2 separate regions of the Homo sapiens genome follow, and region 2 is linked to region 1. A link is a loop called in an ENCODE intact Hi-C map of the cell type or tissue named here. Cell type or tissue: heart left ventricle. All regions are shown on one strand. Links, peaks and the distances in the headings refer to the core of each region. The heading gives the core; the rest is flanking DNA.

Region 1 (10,830 bases), core at 1,218-9,217:
TAGTTCCTAACACCATTCTCCAATAAAACAAACCAGGGGTCTTTGGAGAAATGGCTGATTCTAGTACTGTGACAGGGAATATCCAAGATGAGCATGGAGCATCTTGTAGTATCAGAAAGTGGGAAAATGCTAAATAGATAAATCAATACCCCACAGTGATGGGGGCATATAAAAGGGGGACAAGAGACAATATTCCTAATATTTCTCAAAGAGCTGCCAATGGCCAGAACTAAAACAACCAGAGCAACAAAATAAACAACATAGTACTGGATTAGAACCTAAAGAATAAAATAAACACCCATGAGTTCATATTGATATAAATAAATTTTAAAAGAGGAAGAAAACACGCATCTCTTGAGCAAAGGAGTTCTAAATAATTCATGCAGATGTTCTGCCCTTGTAAAGGTAGAGCGTAACTGCCCACCCCTTAAGTGTGGGCTGTGCACAGTGACTTCCTTCCAACGAGTAGTACAGTATGGAAAAGGGTGTGTGTGAGTGTGTCTGTGTACAAAGAGTAACTTTAAAGTTGACAAACCCTGACACAACCTCGGCTGAGGTCATCAAGATCAACAGCCCATGATAGGTCACATATGATGTGATAAAAGTGACAATCTGCCAATTTTAAGGAGTACAGACTAATCATTTTGTGGACTGTCCCTCAATTTGGGTTTTTCTGGCCAGGCATGGTTGGCTCACGCCTGTAATCCCAGCACTTTGTGGGGCCAAAGAGGGTGGATCACTTGAGCCCAGAAGTTTGACACCAGCCTGGCAAAACCCTGACTCTACCAAAAAAAAACCAAAAACCAAAAACCAAATTAGCTGGATGTGGTAGCCTATGCCTGTAGTCCCAGCTACTCAGGGGGCTAAGATGGGAGGATTGCTTAAGCCCCGAAGGTCCAGTCTGCAGTGAGCTGAGATCGTACCACTGCACTCCAACCTGGGCGACAGAGTGAGACCCTGTCTCAACAATAATAATAATAATAGTAATAATAAAATAAAATAAAATTTACCTAAAAGCAAGAACTAAAGCCAATATTTTATTTTGATTGAGTAATGATACACAATAACTAGTCTTGAAGGGCATCAACTAAAACATGATGGACTGCAGGATGGACAGATGGCTTGATACCTGACAAAGCAAATATAGCAAAATATTATTTGCAAAATCTAGGTGGCAAGTTTATGGGTGTTCACTGTACAATTCTTACAATTTACTTGTATGTTTGCAATTTTTCCTAATAAAATGTTGGGGGGAAAGTCTCTCGTGAACAACTCTGCCCAGTCATAGAAGAGTTTCCCAGGAAAGATTTATTTAGCCCAAATATGCATGTATCTGACTTTTGGGGGACATCTCATTTAACAAAAATTAGGCTTCTGATTTCTCCTTTTAACCTCTTTTACAGAAAACTGCCCCCCTTAGCAGTGAAAGGCAGCACTTTTGCCAATGTGCTATTGCAATGTGCTACTGCAATGTGCAATGCAATTAGGCTATTAAATAATAGACAAAAGGCCAATGTTTATTAATTAGCAAAAAGCCATATAGGATATGAGCTCTAGACTCTGCAGAGCTTTATATTCCACATGGACCCTCCAATCATTTTTGTGGCTTGGATGGATTTCAGCACTGGTACTTATCATGGTCAAAGATACATCATTATTGCTCTAGTCAATACACATTTTCATTAAATAGCACATTTATAACACATGTATTTATTTTACAATTTCCATAAACTTGGTTATTTACTCATTCTACCTTCAACTCTTACTTGGCCTTAGGAAATGTAAAATCTTTTTTTTTTTTTTGATAAGAGGTTTTTCTTGAAATAGGAGTTAATTAAAAGATTTAAGGAAAACGTACCTCTTGTGATTCAAACATGAGATTATTATTATCTTTTATAAAAGGTAAAATCTATTTCAGAGCATTTTAAGTGTGCATCAACCGTCCCTGAATTCCGATGCTTGACAAATTCATTAGCAATAACAAATGTTAAACCTGTCTAGAGTATTTCCTTGCTATTCTACGCAGCAAATCAATGGCCTCGCCAACCGCCACAGGATAAAAGTGTGTGTATTCTGCCAACGTGATGCCACCGACAGGGAGAGCCAACTCTGCTCACCCTCCGAGAAGGACTCTAGTGCATAAGTGGCTGCCTATGTATTGGGATGTTCTGGCCGGGCGCGGTGGCTCACGCATGTAATCCCAGCACTTTGGGAGGCTGGGGCAGATGGATCACCTGAGGTCAAGAGTTCAAGATGGGCTTGGTCAGCACAGTGAAACACTGTCACTACTAAAAAGACGCAAAATTAGCTGGACGTGGTGGCAGGTGCCTGTAATCCCTGCTAGTCGGCAGGCTGGGGCAGGAGAATCGCTTGAACCCAGGAGGTAGAGGTTGCAGTGAGCCGAGACTGCACCACTGCACTCCAGTCTGGGCAACAAGAGTGAAACTCTGTCTCAAAAAAAAGAAAAAAAGAAAAAAAGAAAAAAAAAAAGAAATGATGTTCTAACTGAAATACAACCATGATACAGGCAAAAACAGACTTCGATTTGGAAGCTAAAAAAGGTGTCTTGGCCAGGTGCGGTGGCTCACACCTGTAATACCAGCACTTTGGGAGGCCAAGGTGGGCGGATCACCTGAGGTCAGGAGTTTGAGACCAGCCTGGCCATCATGGTGATACCCCATCTCTACTAAAAATACAAAAATTAGCCAGGCATGGTGGCAGATGCCTGTAATCTCAGCTACTTGGGAGGTCAAAGCAGGAGAATCACTTAAACCCAGGTCAGCTTGCTGGCAACTTCCCAGATTAGTGCACTTGATGAAACCCCTTGTAATAATTAAATTCCTTCCACCGGCACAAGAAATATGTCCACTGAAAATAGGAATTTCCTTTCTCTCTTTGCCCTCAAGACCTTCACCACCCAGGACAGTGAGAGGCTATAAGTGTTAAGGGCACCGGGGCAGAGCCAATATCTGGGTTTAAATGACCTTGGGCAAATCACTTAACCTCACTGTTTTCAGATATAAAATTTACATAACAAAAGTTGTGAGGATTAAAGGGTTAATATAGCACAAAGCACTTAGAGCAGTATTATAGGTGTTTGCTTTTATTGACCAACATACAAAGAGCTGACTGTTATTCAATGATTCCAAAATAATTGTTCTTTTTATTTTTTTAATCTTTTTTTTGTTTTTAATTATACTTTAAGTTTTAGGGTACATGTGCACAACATGCAGGTTTGTTACATATGTATAGATGTGCCAGGTTGGCGTGCTGCACCCATTAACTTGTCATTTAACATTAGGTATATCTCCTAATGCTATCCTTCCCCCCTCCCCCCACCCCACAACAGGCCCCGGTGTGTGATGTTCCCCTTCCTGTGTCCATGTGTTCTCATTGTTCAATTCCCACCTATGAGTGAGAACATGGGGTGTTTGGTTTTTTGTCCTTGCGATTGAGATAGTCTCGCTCTGTCACCCAGGATGGAGTGCAATGGCACTATCTCGGCTCACTGCAACCTACGCCTCCCAGGTTCAAGCAATCCTCTCGCCTCAGCCTCCCAAGTAGCTGGGACTACAGGCATGAGCCACCACACCTGGCTAATTCTTGTTTTTTCAGTAGAGACAGGGTTTCACCATGTTGTCCAGGATGGTCTCGAACTCCTGACCTCAGGTGATCCACCTGCCTCGGCCTCCCAAAGTGCTGGGATTACAGGCATGAGTCACTGCGCCCAGCCCAAAATAACTATTCTAACCTATCCTCTCCTCACTACTTACCCCCACTATCCTTCACCTGCCAACCCACTCTAAGTCTGTTCATTTAGACTTCTACCCATTCCCATGCAGAAAGGACCAGTTCAGCAACAGCAGGGATGCTGGCAGGTAGGTTTTAGAAACTCTTAATCACAGGGCTAATGTGTTGATCCAGCTTAAATGTATAGCTAATGATTCATTCCACTTTTCATTTTATAACAAGGGTTTTTTTGCATGCAGATTTTATCATGACGCTTGCTTTCTCTCTTCTCTTGTATCAAGCATCTTTTCATCTTCAGCTCTGTCCCACCCCACTGCTGAATTTTTTAAAAAAGAAAAAAGAAACCCAGCCAACTAGCTCAGAGGCCTATGTATTTTGCTCTGAACTTCACACTGACGATATTATACACAGTCATGGCAGTGACTGTATTATACACGGTCATGGAAGTTATGGAGAATTGGAATCTAATGAAAAGAGATAAGAGAGGAGCAGAGAGATAAAGGAACCCTTGAAAATCAGCCCCAATATCTCACCCAGATATGGGTGGCCTCAGAGCTTATTGATATAGACTGTGTCTCTCACCAAAGGGCATGCCATTTGCTTGCCATCATTTCTTTAAAACTATTAGTCACTCTCACACCGATTTACCTTTAAACAAGGACATTCTATAACCAGGGATCCACCTCTGTGGCTTAGTCATCGGATCAGCCTCAAGGTCACCGACTAGAGTAACCTGATGACAATTACCTCATTCACCCACTATAGAACAGTTCTATCACCGATCAATACAGGACACCTCTGCACAACATCAACAAAGCCTTCTCAAGGGGGCACCCTGCATGCATCAGAAACAAATTACACCCTTAGAGGCAGATGACACACCGAAGGCAGAAAGATCCTCTCTGCAAAGCAAAGCCTTTGTTTAAGTCTGAGAGGAGTGCCAATCCAACCTCAAAAAAAGGAGAAAAGGAGAGGAAAGAGGATCCATGCCACAGAAACAGAGTACTGTTCGGAACTCTTTTCTTGACATGATGTTTCCCTTGCCTTTCCGCTCGAACACGGGATGCATCTTCTGGGGAAGAGAAAACTGGAAGTGCAATGACAGGGGACTGCAATGCTGAGAATCAAGAAACAGAATTTCACAGTGCATTGGTGAAATCACCAATAATAAACATTATAGAGTGCTTACTCTGTGTCAGTCTCTTAATTATTATTATAATTATTTTTGGAGACGGAATCTTGTTCTGTCACCAGGCTGGAGTGCAGTAGCATGATCTCGGCTCAATGCAACCTCCGCCTCCTGGGTTCAAGTGATTCCCCTGCCTCAGCCTCCCAAGTAGCTGGGACTACAGGCGCGTGCCACCACGCCTGGCTAATTTTTTATATTTTTAGTAGAGACGGGTTTCACCATGTTGGCCAGGATGGTCTCGAACTCCTGACCTCAGGTGATCCACCCACCTCAGCCTCCCAGAGTGCTGGGATTACAGGCATGAGCCACTGCGCCCGGAACTGATTCAGCTCTCCCAACAGCCCAGTGAGATGAGTTCTATTATTATTCCCATTGTACAGATTGGAGTACTGAGGCACAAGAGGGTAGGTAAAGTGCCTGAAGTCACACTGATAAATGGCTGCAGTTGGGATTCAAAGCCAAGGAGTTAGGCTCTAGAGTCACTATATTAAACTGCCTGGTTAAGAACAGCAATATTACATAATGTTAGGTTTGTGTTGTGTTTTACAGTTTACAAAATATTTGCACATGCTTTTTCCCTCTGCTTGGAATGGCTGTCTCATGTATTTACTTATGAGTTCCTCTCCCAACAGAGCCTTCTACTGAAAGGTGTTCAATACCGTGTTCATAGAGTGAAGGTATGAATAACTGACTCTAATTAATCCTTAAATTGCTGTGGGAGACAGGCTGAGAATATATGACTAAACTTGTTTTGAAATAAGGAAAATGAGGTTTGGGAAAATCAAATGACTTGTCTAAGGTCATATTGCTTTGAATATGAGCTCATCGTAACTAAACCAGTGGTTTAAAAAAAATTTTTTTTAACCACAGGACCTTTCTAAGAAAACTATTTTACATAGCCTCAGAATATCACAGAGCTGAAGGAGAAGCTGCCCCGCTGCCCCGGTCAATAGAGGCTGAGGGCAGCCCACAGCCTCAAAGTTTATGGGGAGCCTCTGGGGCTTTGCAGAATGCAGGCTGGGGACTCACTACTGCACCACGCAACACTACTAGGACACCTGACCCAGCCCTGAAACTTTGAGAGAGGGTGACCAACCACACCTTCAAGTCTCACCCATTTACGACTCTGACCCATGGGGGAAGGCAGAGGATTAAGATTCTTTCTCCTTCCACCCCAGCAGAGGGACCTGTTCTTAGCTTCCCAGCTTGAGCGTCTCTTTCTGTTTCTTTCTTTGGAGCTCTTCTGTATTTGTTCCTTTTTCAGTCCCGAGGGCTGATCACTGGAAACAGGGCAACCTCTGGTGACCTGGTTTTTCATCACCAGCCAGGGCAGAAGAAGTCAAAGTGTGCTCAAGGGCTTTGCACGCTGCTCCCTAGAACTGGACGCCTTTGAGAAATCTGGGATTCTTCCAGGCGGCAGACTTCATTCCACAGTGGTGGAAAAGCTGGCCAGGGAGAGAGAGCAATTTTGCAAGGCACAGTGCCGCACTTGGACCTGTATCCTGACACCGCCAAATCAGAGGAGGCAGAAAGCCCTGAGTGTTACAGAACGTCTGAGCTAGAGGAGGCCTCTAAGAGCTTTCAGTCCAGTCTCCTCATTTAATGAACACGGAAATTGTATCCTGCTAACGTAAAGTGACTTGGTCAAAGCTACGCAGTGGCACAACTAAAACTCAGGATTTCTGACATCTTGCCCCTGAGCACCCAAAACTCAAAGGACAGAAAGTACAATGTGAACTACAGAAGTAACCAAAGGACTTTCTGGTGATGTCAAATGATGCAAGACAGCAAAATGCTCAAGTTGGGAATAAATTGATAGGTGTATCTATTAAAACCATCTCTTAAGGCCTTCTGGGGGAAAACGCCACCACCAAGAATTACTTGAAGGCTTGTCAAGTGCTTTAAGGCGCTATAAGGCAAGATGCAACACTGAGAGACATTAAAAAAAGATAACCTTTTCCCCACTGCCTGAGTTGCTCTTGAGTGCCTAGTGGGTGAACAGAGGAGGGAGAAGCGCCCAGGCTTCCAATGGGTTCTCTGCACAGCCACACGGTCATTAGCATCCACAATCTGCATTCACTCCAGATGAGATTTCATCACCGCATCCTATTTATTCATTCCTTAATATAAATCTAAATTGCGCTCTTCAAATAGCAGAGAGCACTATGCTTCAGTAAGGGGAAAGAGAAACGATCACATTAAGAGACGTGCTGCTGCATTTTCATCTTCTCCCTCCTATGTTACTTTGGTCTTGACAGCCTTAATTCACACAGTGCTCCCGGAGCCCTTCCCTGGCTCGTCCCAAGGATCAGCAAACACACGGCTATCTTAGTTTTTCACACTGGGGCTCTCTCTAGAGGGAAAGTATGTAGCTTTCCACATTCCCAACTACTTGGGAGCCCAAGGTGTTTGCAGCAGCCAAATACAACTAACGAGTAGGAAAAAGACACTAAGAAATGCCACAATTGTGTCTGACACATTCAAAAGACAGTTGTCCTCCCATCCATGGAGGATCTGTTCCAAGACCCCAGTGGACGCCTAAAACCATGAATAGTACCTTTATGTATATCTACTATGTTTTTTCCTATACATATACACCCATGATAGAGTTTAATTTATAAATAAGTCACAGTAAGAGATTAACAACAAAAACTAATAATAAAATAGAACAATCATAACATTATACTGTACTAAAAGTTATGTGAATGTGGTGTCTCTCTCTCTCTCTCAAAATATCTTATTGCATGGCACTCACCTGTTTTTGTACCACGCTTGACTGTGGGTAATTGAAACAGCAGAAAATGACACCGAAGATGGGGGGTGGGGGGAACTACTGTATCAACCTGGATAAGTTCACAGGGAACGGAACACATTCTTTCCAGAAGGTGATGCATAAAATCACAGCATGTCCACAAATGGCCTTTGGGAATGATGGGACATTTGAGTTTACAAAATGCGAGACAAGCAAAGCCCAGGGAGCTGAGCTCTGGCCTGGGTCCCGCTCATTCCTTCCCACCGTCCCGCAGCCACCACCACCTCTCATTCTGTGCGGGAGGGGACATGTGGCCCTAGCACCACCACTTTCCTTATAAAAAGTAATTTATGGTTCCCTTTCCCATGACAGGAAAACTGATAGAAGTTTACAGGCAAAAGTATTATTTCTAATTCTTTTCATTTGGGGATAAGACAAGTCTTTTCCCCCTCTGTGTGTATTTTTAAAATAGTAAAAATTTTAAATGAACATCCTTTATCGGCTTGCACATATGCTAAAGGCAGGGCACATAAGACTCTTACAGGAAAGTATGCCAAGAGAAAAAAGAATGATCAATTACATGTGAATTGAACTCCTAAATATGCCTTAAACCAGGGGATACGTGACCAATTTTATTCAGTAATTCTGTTTGCATGTGTTCTAACCACTACCATTTCAGCTATTTTCCTAAAAAAAAAAAAAAAAAAAAAGAGAGAGAGAGAGTTTAAGCATGCCTAGGGCTCAGAGGAATTTAGATGTTTTCAAGCATTACTACTTGATGCTTTTAGAGCTTCATGCTTGAGTTAAAGGCGAGCACTTAAAAATTAACTCTAACCTCTGGGTTTAGGGCTAGAAGCCAATGACTTCCCATAGGGTCACTAAAGATGCTATTTGTTGGCTAGATTTGTCCTGGGAGTACTCAAGGGTCTCGCAACAAAAGTAACAGGGTTGTCACTTCGAACCTAAAGACTCGATTGCAGCATGGGAAAACATAACAAAATATAATAATGTTATCAAGAATCCTTTTTTACTATCAAGTCTGAAGTACTGGAGATGATGAGAGGAACATCAGGGTATTGGACCATGAAGAGAAAATTCCAGTCCTGGGTGTGCCATCCTGAGCAAGTCATAGCTCTCCTCTGCACCTCAGTTTCCTAATCAGTAAAACAAGGGAGTTGGTGAATTTCTCAAGTCCCTCGCATGCTCCAGGTCTCCGATTCCACGCTCCTCGTCTTTCTCTTTGCCAGCAGGGACTGAGTGTGTGACGAAGGTTGTGCCTTTGACCTCAGAGGAATGTGACAACGGCCTTCCTTGCATTGTTCCCACAGTAACCAGAGCCAGCTGTCCAGGCCGGCTGGCCAAGTTGTGGCGCAGGATCACACACAAGTTGGGGCTCTGCTTGGGGGACTCCGCCTCAAGGCCTCCCCCTTCCTCTAGGTCTTTATCCGCAGGTCGGGACCCTCCTAAGAACACAAGAATGAGCCTGCAATCCTTCCTAAATAACTTTTGGGGGCTTAAAATCCTGGGTGTAGCTACAATCATGTGAAACTCCCCCTAATGACAGCTAGAGGATTTGGGTGTGTATTCAATTCTCTGAGTCTATGACCCTACATCTGGGATGCTGTGGGGTGCTTGCAACCTATAGACAGCAGGTGTTTTCCAGGCGCGTTGGCGTGTTATGGCACTGGGATTCAAGTGAGGATGAACATCTAAGATGAGAGCTGGAGTGAGCCACGATTTGTAACCATGCAGATGTGAGCAGCAGCGACCATGCAGGCTTTCCTCCTTGCCTGCAGCTTGCATCTGAGATCCTAATAAGGGAGGATCACTGGAAAGTATTACCATTATTTTTAGCTTTTCTAAGGGAGGGAGGAGTTTTCGAAAGGACAAAATGGAAAGGAATTTAGGGCAAGGGTGTGTGTAGGTGGGGAGGTGGTGTGGAAGGAGGCGAGAAGATGAGTAGAAATAAGACTTTCAGGACAGATAAGCAGCTTCCTTCTCCTTCCTTAATAGATGATCACAGCCAGGCTTCCAGGGTTATAAAACAACACCAAGGTCTTCAGGTCCAGGTATGTAGAGACAAAGGAGTCTTCGCAAGGAAACCATTTTTCTAAGAGCATGGCAAATACGCATTCCATGTTGTGGGATTTTTTTTCAACTTCCTTTCTTGAAACATAGCTGATGAGGCCACTAATAGAAGCTTCTTGGAAAAGAGTTTCATAATTCACGTTTGATTTGAAGGCAGCTTTAACTTTCTTATTACCCCCCAAAATGTCCTCTTTGGTCTTACAGCGATCATGAATGTTCCAGATTAATAGGAGATGAATGAATTCTCCTTAAATGACCTTAATATGTTCAAGTAGCAAAGTGGAGGTTTGAGTCCAGTGACTTCTGGGGAGACAGTTGTATGGGCTAAGAACACATAACATTTTGAGGAAGGATTTCTTGTCTTTTTTTTTTTTGGCAATAGAAAGTAAAAAGTTTCCTGAGCTGAAAAGGCCACAGCATGTATTCTTCAATTCAGGGTCCTGGTAATCACTGGAACCACAAGTTCAAATGCCATCTAGACCATAAGGACTCTTATAAAACACAAACCACTTCATCATCAACAAACCTATTTGCCTACTAGAACTTTTAAAGCAAGGCTGCAAACTATTCAAGTAAACAACCTTGTGGGGTGGTTGACATGGACCGAGAGCTAACAAGAGAACACTGGAATTAGCTTCTCAGTTTCAAAATAGGACCTAAAGGAGTTTGCGCTATAGGAGAAGAGTTGCTGCATTTTGTTTAATGGAACTAAATTTGTGCCCATTTAAATCATGAGCAGGTGGCACTTGGTAGCAAAGAAAGCCTGAAAATATTCACATTTAGTGAATGCAGTTGTATGTATAATTAGCTGAGATTTATTTTAAAGTACTCTAATCTTTTGTACTCTTTTCTACAATTCAAACTGGTGAGAAATAGAGAGCAGCTTTTGAATTTATTATGAAAGCACAGCTATCGTATTAGCTGTTAAGAAATAAAAAATGGGGAGGGTGTCGGAAAAGTCTCTAATAATATGTACATTAGGAACAGACCAAAGCAAAGGGCTTTCTTTCCTTCAGAGTAGTGAGTCTGCTGCTGTTCCTGAGAAATGAGT
Region 2 (10,830 bases), core at 1,764-9,763, 130 kb after region 1:
TCTGTGATATGTTGTTTGGTTGAAGTATGTGGAGAAGATGTGGCCAATAGTTTCAGCAATTGTGGATATTCTTTTTTTATATCATACCAAAACTCAATAAGTGGTAGTTTCTTAAAGGGGAGCAGCACCATGGAATCTGAAGCATAGAAATAAACTCTAAGTATTCTTTTATATTAAAATTCATTAGTCTATCTTGAACTTTGGATGGATCTTTAGCTATGCATGATTTTGTAACATCATACCCTGGTCATTTGGAAAATTATATTAGTTCAGTGAATTATGCAAATCTTCCAAAAGTTGACACATTTCATTACACAATATCATCACACATCATATAGCCTCTGAAAAACTCCGCTGTACACATGGAAGAGAATGGGAATGGAATAGGTAAATAATGTCTTAGTATTACCATAAAAATAATCTTGATCTTACAGATGTCCCTCCAGAAAAGGTCTTGGGTGGGGGTGGGGGGGTTCCCAAAGTGAGAACTGCTGACCAGGCAGACATTCTAAACCCCACAGATCCCTACTGGAAGTAAAAGCACAGAACTCTAGGTTTCCTTCTGGCCTCAATTTCCATAATTCCCACCATTTGTCCTCTTGGGGATCACTGAGTACAACCTAACAAAGACCATTAACCCATGTGGTCAAGAACATGAGATAAACCATGAGGGCACCAGAGGGAAGAGTTATCTGTGGGCGGAAAACTGTATTTACTTGGATTCTACTAGGCAAGAAACTGTGAGAAGTGTGCATTTTTAATTTTGTTTTATTTTTATGGGTACATGATCGTTGTGCATATTTATTGGGTACATGTGATTTTTTGATACAAGCACACAATGTGTAATGGTCAAATCAAGGTATTTGGGATACCCATCACTTCATTTCTTTTTGTTAGGGACATTCCAAATTCATTCCTCTAGTTATTTTGAAATATACAATAAGTTATTGTTAACTATTGTTGCCCTATTGTGCTACTGAACACTAGCTCTTATTCCTACTATCTAACTATATTTTTATAGCCACTAACCAACCTCTCTTTATTCCTCCCTCCTCACTACCCTTTCCATCCTCTGCTAACCATCATTCTACTCTCTGTCTCCATGACGTCATGTTTCTTAGCTCCCTCATATGAGTGAGAATATGTGATATTTGTCTTTCTGTGCCTGGCTTATTTTACTTAACATAACGTCTTCCAGTTCCAGCCATGTTGTTACAAATGACAGAATTTCATTCTTTTGTATGGCTGAATAATATTCCACTGTGTATATGTACCTTATTTTCTTTATCCATTCCTTCATTGATGGAGACTTAGATTGATTCCATATCTTGGCTATAATGAATAGCTGCAACAAACATGGGAGTGCAGGTATCTCTTCAATATACTGATTTCCTTTCTTCTGGATATATACATGACTTTTCTTTTCTTTCTTTCTTTTTTTTTGGAGTCTAGCTGTGTCACCAGGCTGGAGTGTAGTACTGTGATCTCAGCTCACTGCAACCTCTGACTCCCTGGTTCCAGTGATTCTCCTGCCTCAGCCTCCCGAGTAGCTGGGATTACTGGCACATGCCACCACACTCAGTTACTTTTTGCATTTATAGTAGAGACGGAGTTTCACCATGTTGGCCAGGATGGTCTTGCTCTCCTGACTTTGTGATCCGTTCGCCTCGGTCTCCCAAAGTGCTGGCATTACAGGTGTGAGCCACTGCACCCAGCCATGACTTTTTTTTTAGCAAACACTTTCTTCCAATCTAGGCTTTAAGAATCTAGTTAAAATTTCTTTTAACTAAAGGAATAAACTTTTAAAGTACATGGAAAGAGATTCAGAAAGACCTTTTTCATGAAATCAATTCATGAAGTAACTAGGTAAATTATAAATCATTATCTATTTAGAAAGAAAATACGCAAAGAACTACTAAACAACACTGGTTATCTTTGGGTGTTAATGGACACATGCAATGATAATAGCTAACATTCACATGTTAAGCCCTTGAGTTTCATTATCTCCTCTAAGCCCTAGAACCATCCTAGGCAGTGGACACTTTTATTACCCGCCTTCTAATAAATAAAGAAATGGAGGTGAAGGAGCTACATAATGTACCCACAAGTGACAGATTGAGGACTCCAACCTCCATCCACCTGAGAGCAAAGATTCTCTATCTCCTCAGTCTGCTGCCTCCTTTCCAATTAATAGTTGACTGAACTTCGGTAGATTCTTCCTCTGGCAGGTATTCCACAATCATGAAACATCCTCTTCACTTTCTTGTTTCAAAGTGAGGAGTTGGCTTGATGAATTGGCTCAGAGCCCATCCTAAAATATGTACGTGTCGGTAAGATTCTTTTGCCTCCCCAAAGCAGACCGGTTATCACATGGAAAAAGGAGTCTCACTCACAAGCCACACGCTGGATTCTGTGAGGTTAAAACTTTTGATTCTTAGAAGGACATGAGGATAGAGCACTGATGTTCTGTAAACAAAATGATGGTCTGTAAACAAAATTCAAGGTATCCTCAGCCCAGCCCGAATCCCCTGTTTATTCCTCTGAAAGCACATTTATGAAACAAGCTCTGCAAAAATGCCAGTCATCTCTAAGGCACCACAGTAAGGCAAGGAGCTATGTAGTGTTATCCTTTTGAAGTGCTTTCTAAACGCTTAACTCCCTTGGGTCAGTTGATTCACCATCCACCTCTGTCCCCTTTGCTTATTATTTCTCTCACCTCAGATGGCTTTCCTTCTGCTAACCCACAATCGTTAAAAACATACTGAACACTTTCTAGATTATTCTTAGTCATTTTTCAATGCCCGGCTCAAGACATTTGTCTTTCTATAACCACTGCAGCTCACTCTTTCCCCAAAGTGCCTCGGGCCAGGACTCCCATCAAGGTGGGCTTACCTATGTGCTCTCTGACCCCCTGTAATGTTGCCTCATTTGTGTGAGTCTCGGCTTTCGTAACTATTAATAGATGACAGATGTTCTTAAAACCTTCTAGAGAAATCTCTCAAGGCAGTGCACATAGTGCCAGATACAAAATATCATGCTTGCTCTCATTTTTCTCTAATTGAGTGAGGACTAAAGAACACTGGCATGTTTTTTTTGTTTTTGTTTTCTTATTTTTTTGTTTTTATTACTAAAGTTTTAGGGTACATGTGCACAATGTGCAGGTTTGTTACATATGTACACATGTGCCATGTTGGTGTGCTGCAACCATTAACTCGTCATTTAGCATTAGGTATATCTCCTAATGCTATCCCTCCCCCCTCCCCCAACCCCACAACAGGCCCCAGTGTGTGATGTTCCCCTTCCTGTGTCCATGGAACACAGGCATGTTTTTAACGTTGATTTTATTTTTAAACATCTTGCCTTTTGGTCTTGAGAGTCAAGATATTAGCCATGTAATTGAACCAGAAGCTTTAGATATTATTAAAGAGAACAGGAGTCTATAGAGTTCAGCCAAGGGTGCCCACTGAGAAGCTCCATGCTAGTTTATTTGTGACTTTCTCAGGGAAGAGAATTAGGTCTGTCCTACTGCAAACTGAAATAGAATAAAGTAGGATAGTATACTAACTCTTGGCAAAAAATTCTCAGCCATTCTTAATGACATCCATACCTCCAGTTCCATGCCCTGTTCAAGCATTTCGTATACCTCTGTTTTCAGTAGGAATGCCACAAACTGGTATGGAGCTTTTATTATTTTATTTTATTTTTTATTTTATTTTATTTTATTTACTTTATTTTATTTTGAGATAGGGGTCTATGTTGCCCAGTCTGGTCTTGAACTCCTGGCCTCAAGCAATCCTCCCACCTTGGCCTCCTGGGTAAGGATCTTTGTAATGAATATTATTATTTGGATGACAGACTGCAGGAAGCCCAGAATCCACCCCATTTTCTTGGCATCATAATTACTCTTTGAGAAATTGTGCTGTACACTTTGTATAAAATGAGAGCATGTAAATCAAGCAATAATAACAACAATCCTCCCATAGTATGTCAAACTCACGAGGCATTTCCTTCTCCTCCAAACCCTCCTTTCTCTCAGACAAACCAAGTAATTGAAGACATGTATTTTCAAGGAACATGGCTAAGAGCAGACTGTTTCTTTACCACATCAAACTTCTGTGCAGAAGTTAAGAAAGGAGAATCACTCTAATGCTTATTCCTAATGACTGTGATAGACTTTCTGCCTTGAATGGTGCATTTCCATTTGTAAGCTCCATTTATAGAATCACACAAGTTTTTGCCTTCCTCTGAAACCTAACACCCTGATCTTACCCTTTTTTGTATACATCACTCTTGGTGGAAATTTTCAACAACCACAAAGGTGGGGGAAAGGGCGTGGCGTACACTGACTCCTTAGTCATGTTTCCTGATGTTGCCATTTTAGTGTATTTTAAGTATTTACTTATGGCAACAATTATAGTTCACAAAGCACTGTTCTCTTTTTCCATCCGGCAGACCCCCTTGGTGTGCTCTACTACAAAAGGCAGTTTTCTGAATCACTGCTATTAATCAGTAAAGAATTGATGTCCCTATTTGGTGAATAGCAAACTGCTCCTATTGCTCTCTGAACTGAACTGAACAATCTTTTTTTTTTTTTTTTTTTTTTACTTTAAGTTCTGGGACAAATGTGCAGAACGTGCAGGTTTGTTACATAAGTATACATGTATCACGGTGGTTTGTTGTACCCTTCAACCCGTCATCTAGGTTTTAAGCCCCAAATGCATTAGGTATTTGTCCAAATGGAACTCAGCAGTCAGCAAAATATATTAAATTTGTCAGTTCTAGAATAACTCTTGTTGCCTACCTCCACATTCACATTGGTGATGTCTACTCCCTGTCCTCACTCCTGAGCACCTGTCACCTCAGACCACACCACTGAAGCTGACCACCCCATGACCCCCAACCAAGAAAGGGTAAGCCAACACAGAGAAGCCAGGGTGGGCGCTCAGAGAGACTCCTGGGTCTGGTCACTTCTGTGGGTCCACTAAGCCTGTTCCTGGTACCCCAATATCACTAAGTGGCCCAACTTAGAAATACTAGAATCAACTCCTCTGCCTTCCCCCTTATTCCACAGGTCAGCAGGGACCAAATCCTATCAATTCTATTTCCTGGTTATGCTACTTGAATCCTTCCCTTTCTGCCTCTCCAGCAAGTCTGGCTCTGCCGTCACTCACCCCTCGTGCCCTCTCACCCAGATGTCTGCCTGCTCTCATGGTTCTCCAATCACCTCTCCAGAATGCCACAAAAGCTGGCTCTAGAAAATACAGATCTGATCCTTGTACTCTCCAAACTGAAAACCATGGTGACTGCAGTATACTCTCCAAACTATCACTAAAGAGGAAGGGGGATGTGAAACATATACAGTACATTACTCTCTGCGATCTTCCTCTGTGCTATCAACAAGCAAGAAAAAAGAGATCTGGAGAAAACAGATGTGGAGGATACATGCAGAGGACCAAGAACCAAGATTTTATTCAGATTTCCTTCCGTTTTTACTTGGCTCATCTATATTTTGGGTCAGTTTTTTAGAACTCAATTTGACTTTTAATCATTAAAAATGATCCTAGAAGCATGTCCTGTGAGGCACTGCCAAGTCGCATTGATGCATTTCATTACTGCTTGAAAGGCCACATATTCAAAACACTACTAGAAGTCAGGCTAAAGAAAATAAAATGATTTTGGATATTTTTAAGCAGTTACTAAAACAGAAACAAATGTTATTTTTAATCTCTGGCTCACTGTAAACTGACAAGATATGAATATGAATTTTACCAAGTAATGTATAATAACTGCTTCTGCTCACCACAACCACATGCCAACAACTCAATTTTATATTTCATTTCGATGTTACATGTGGAACATATAATCTAGATTACAAACCATCCTCATTACAGTCCATTTACTCTAGCTAATTTTTGATAGCATGACATCATTAGCATAAAAAAGCTTAGTGAATAACTATTCTGAAATTTGCTTTTATAAAAGTCCTTGCAAAGTTTTACATTTCTAAACAAGTGAAAACCAATAGCTGAAAAATTGTAAGATGATGCCATAATTGTCCAAATGTTGCTCAGTTCACCAACAGGCTTACTGAGTAGGTTCTTTAGAAAGAAATTCTGCCAGGTAGTTTGTAATAAGAAGTATCTGCTATGGATCATGCCTTTACAAAGTTTACATTCCAGCAGGGAGGAAAGCATGTACACAATTGGCACTTTTCTTTTCTTTCTTTTTTTTTTTTTTTGCAGTAACGTAACAGAATAAGAGAAGTACAAAAGAGCTACAAAGTCTCAAAAGAGGAACCATTTTATGCAGGAGAGGGTATCAGGAAAGATTCTGGTAAGAAAGTGGGCCTCAGGAGCTAGGCAGATGGGAATTTTGAACTCTAAGTGTCTATTTCTGAAGTGAAACTAATCAATGTGTTTCTACAGTTAACATTTATTGAGCAACTACTATGTGTCACAAAGTTCATAAATGTTATCTCTAAGCTTCCAAACAAACATGGAATGACAGCCTGGTTACAAATGATTAAAAAGGGACTCACAGAGTCTATTAACATTCCCAAGAGTCATTAGTTCTTACTGAACATTAGTAAGCCAAAGGCATATTTATATCAACACAAGAGTTAATCACACAGAAAAGATGACAGTCTTAATTCGAACAATCAAGGGTCAAAATCATTATATATTTTGAATACGAATATGGTTGAATATGACAAGGATTTGAATACGTCAAAACACAAATCACATTCCCTGACATGTAACTGAAATGACAAGAATATCAAGAACTTAAGTACATGTTTATTCTAACCTCTAACATCAGTATTATGCAATGATTTCATTTTAAACTAAATGATTAAAATGTACCTTTGTTTTAAAATAGGTATTTGAGTTTCTACAGCAGTGTTTCTCCAAGTGTGAGCCAAGGACCTTTTATGTTAAATGAATCACAGGAGGGTGCTCGTTAAAAGTACAACTCCTGGGCCCCACCCCTGACCTATTTAACATACTTTAAGGCCCAGGAATCTGAATTTTCAACAGGACTAAGTTGTATATTCAAGTCCTAGGGCCTCTGGTCTAGAGTTTCCTCCCCACACCTTTCCCCCCAACACGTTTCCCTCTTGTTTACTCCCTTACTGAAATGTGTCTTTGCCAATTTAAACAATTACTTTTCAACATCCTCCAAATGTTTTCTGTGTCATACTGCATTAAAAGAAAAATTACTTCTAAACACTAAAATTATACCACAGGAAAAAAAAAGGCTTTTTTAAAAACCCATTTTTATAACACTTCTTTTGCTACATCTAGCTCAAGTCAGCAAAATGTGGCTCTAGTAAATGCCTTGGAGTCTGTGGTAGGCACAACAAGGGACCTTCAAACATACCCACGTCCTAATCCCCAGAATCAGTCTGTGAATTCGTGGTAAAAGCGATTTCACAGATGTGATGACATTAAGGATCTGGAGATGGGGAGATGATACAGGTGGGTCCAATGTAATCGCAAGGAAGTTTAAAAGTCTGAGAAGGAGGAAGAAGTGTCAGAGGAAGATTCAACTATGGAAACACAGCACAGAGAGATGCAACATTGATGGCTTTGAAGATAGGGGAAGGGGCCAGGAGCCAAGAAATACAATGGCATCTAGACAATGGAAAAAGGTGGGCCAGGCACGATGGTTCATGCCTGTGATCCCAGCACTCTGGGAGGCCGAGGCGGGTGGATCGCCTGAGGTCGAGAGTTCGAGACCAGCCTGGCCAACATGGAGAAACCCCACTCTAGTAAAAATATAAAATTTAGTTGGGTATGGTGCTGGGCTACTCCCAGCTACTTGGGAGGCTGAGGCAGGAGAATTGCTTGAACCTTGGAGACGGAGGTGGCACTGAGCCAATATGTGCCACTGCACTCCAGCCTGGGCGACAGAATGAGACTCCGTTCCCCCCCGCCAAAAAAAAAAAAAAAAGAAAAGAAAAGAAAGAAAACGGAAAAGGCAAGGATATGAATTATTCTCTAGAGTCCCTACAGAGAATGAGCCTGGCTGACACTTTGATTTCAGCCTGGTGAGACCTGTATTGGATTTCTGACCTGCAGAACTGTCAGATAAAAACAGTTGCTTTAAGCCACAAAGTTCCTGATAAGTTGTTACAGCAGCAATGAAAAACTAACACAGGTGCTTTGAAGAAACTCAGGTCACCTCTAACACAAAGGCCATGGCCCAGCCAGCCACCCACATACTTTCCGGCTTTACCAAACACATAAAGACAGAATCCCAAATATTAATTTGGCACAAATGGGATATGGCCCGGGTAGTTTATTTTCATGCAATGCTGCTACCTCTTTTCTCCGTTTCCTTCCTTATCCTGCTCTTCCCACTCACGCCTGCAGCTTACCTCCTCACCTTTGTCAAGGCAGGCTGATTTATCAGCTTGGAAACTATGAGAAGGAAAGGGTCTAAGGCAGGGTTTCTCAACTCCAGCACTATTAACATTTTGGGCCAGATGATCCTTGGTTGAGGCAGAGGACTGTTTGGTGCATTGTAGGATATGATATTGATTGATTGATTGATTTTTAAAAATCATTCATTCATTCATTCATTCAAGAGACCCCTGACTCTGCTGCCCAGGCTGGAGTGTAGTGACGCCATCACAGCTCACTGCAGCCTCAAACTCCTGAGCTCAGGCGATCCTCCTGCCTCGACCTCCTAAAGTGCTGGGATTACAGGTGTGAGCCAATGCCCCCAGCCCCATTGCAGGATGTTCAGCAGCATTTCTGGCCTCTACTCACTAGATGCCAGTATTGCTACCTTGTTTTCCCATTTGGGACGATCAAAAAGTGTCTCCAAACATTGCCAAATGTCCTGAGAGGGCAAAATGGTCCCCAGTTGAGATCCACTGGTTGACAGCATGTGGCAGTTAATGTGGTGGTCTGTGTTCTCTCCATCAGTTCCCTCCCATACATGGAAATGCTCTAACGTGTTTTATATATATATATATTCTTACATTGCTGCTGGTCTCATTCAAATGAGTCTCCCAAGGATTCAGTCTGTTTGACATTTTAAAACAGCTCAAACTCAGAATTCAACCACAGGACTTTTTTTTAAAATGGCCCCACTATACTTATTCCCAGCCACAGGCAAGGGAAACATGGCTTTTCCACAATGACCCGCAGCCCAACCTAGCCAACAAGCTCACAATTCATCCATACTGCTGCTACAGAGGCGACAGAGGTCAGCACTTGCTATTTGACTGTTACAGAGAACTTTCTTTTTTTTTTTTTTTTTTTTTTTTGAGACGGAGTCTCGCTCTGTTGCCAGGCTGGAGTGCAGTGGTGTGATCTCGGCTCACTGCAACACTGCAAGCTCCGCCTCATGGGTTCAAGCGATTCTCCTGCCTCAGCCTCCCAAGTAGCTGGGATTACAGGCGCCCACCACCACGCCCAGCTAATTTTTTTTTTTTTTGTATTTTTAGTAGAGACGGGGTTTCACTGTATTAGCTAGGCTGGTCTCAAACTCCTCACCTCATGATCTGCCCACCTTGGCCTCCGAAAATGCTGGGATTATAGGCTTGAGCCACCACGCCCTGCCTACAGAGAACTTCCTAAAGTTCACTGCAACTTTATTACCTAGATTTCATTAATAAAAATCCTTTCAATCAGAAGGTTTAGCACAGTGTAGACCAAAGAGATCATTCACTGAAAGGCTGGCTCTGATGGCAAAACAGATGGTTTGGAATGAGATCCTGGGAAATGGCCACTGTACTGGAGTAAGAAATCAATGCTCCTAGAGAAACAGATCATTTCCTCAGCAAGTTTTTGCCAAGAACATGACTTAAACAAACATGTGAAAAGATCCTGTTTTGTGTAGTTCTGAATTCTGCTCAGACTTTCAATTTCAAAATAACAAAGCAGTAAACTGGAAACATAGCCCCCATTCTTTCTGAAATCTTAAACAGACTGCAGCTTCCAAGGTTGGATGTGAAATTCAGAGGCACACAACTCTTTTGGTAGAAAGCTGCAGCCCAGCAGAGCTCTCTGAAGTCTAGGGGGAGGTGGGTGTCTGTGTTGTAGATTGGTGACTTTATAGAATGTGCTTCCAGGAATGTGAGCATACACACCCCTGGCAACTGAAAGTAACCAATGGCTTTTTAACAGATCCACTTTATTTCAACGTTTGGAGATTAACCCGCAATCAAATACTGCCGTATGAGTCCGTGCTAAGACTTCATCATTTCACATTTTCTGTCAAAAGCCTTTCTTCAATTGCACCATAGTCCCATAAAATCTGAAAATATCACATGACTGAGGATCTAAGAGCCAAGGTCCTGAATCACACAACATACTCATTAGGGAATCTTCTCCCTTTCCCCCTTTCAGATATTTTAAAATTAAAACGAAGGGTGGAGGGAATTTATATGTAATGATATTGGCCTGATGGCAGTCAACTTATGGCACACATGAAGGCGAAAGGAGCAGGGAAAGTTTTTTCAGGGAGAGGTGGAGATGGAGCCTACATATATTTAAAATTGGAGGCCAGGTGCGGTGGCTCACGCCTGTAATCCCAGCACTTTGGGAGGCTGAGGCTGGCGGATCATTTGAGGTCAGGAGTTCAAGACCAGTCTGACTGACATGGTGAAGCCCCATCTCTACTAAAAAAAATATATAAAAAAAATTAGCCAGGCATTGTGGTGCATACCTGTAGTCCCAGCGACTCGGGAGGCTGAGGCAGGAGAATCACTTGAACCTGGGAGGTGGAGGCTGCAGTGAGCCAAGATTGCACCACTGCACTCCAGCCTGGGTGACGGAGTGAGACTCTTTCTCAAAAAATAAATAAATAAATAAAAATAAA

Evidence for each region. A loop is a pair of places that touch in the nucleus more often than their neighbours do. Peaks named below come from ENCODE experiments on the same cell type or tissue, not always from the same donor. Only the 100,000 strongest peaks of a DNase experiment are listed, where the experiment ranks them.
Region 2: a loop joins it to region 1, with 2.3 times the contacts of the local background. A loop is called at or near these places in 2 of 110 quality-filtered maps.

Annotation. Positions count from the first base shown.
Region 1 is chr6:16,535,253-16,546,082 of GRCh38, forward strand. The region is part of intron 4 of ATXN1 (ataxin 1); the gene reads right to left. Among named protein-coding and RNA genes, the nearest start is that of ATXN1-AS1, 220 kb to the right of the region's middle. In heart left ventricle, for the core only: a CTCF peak has its summit at 6,105; a DNase peak (open chromatin) is centred at 9,019; H3K4me3 peaks cover 589 bases; H3K27ac peaks cover 1,800 bases.
Region 2 is chr6:16,665,087-16,675,916 of GRCh38, forward strand. All of the region lies in intron 2 of ATXN1 (ataxin 1), which reads right to left. Among named protein-coding and RNA genes, the nearest start is that of ATXN1-AS1, 91 kb to the right of the region's middle. RefSeq lists a silencer at 5,610-5,689 and an enhancer at 7,224-7,725. In heart left ventricle, for the core only: no CTCF peak of the experiment used is centred there; a DNase peak (open chromatin) is centred at 5,175; H3K27ac peaks cover 587 bases.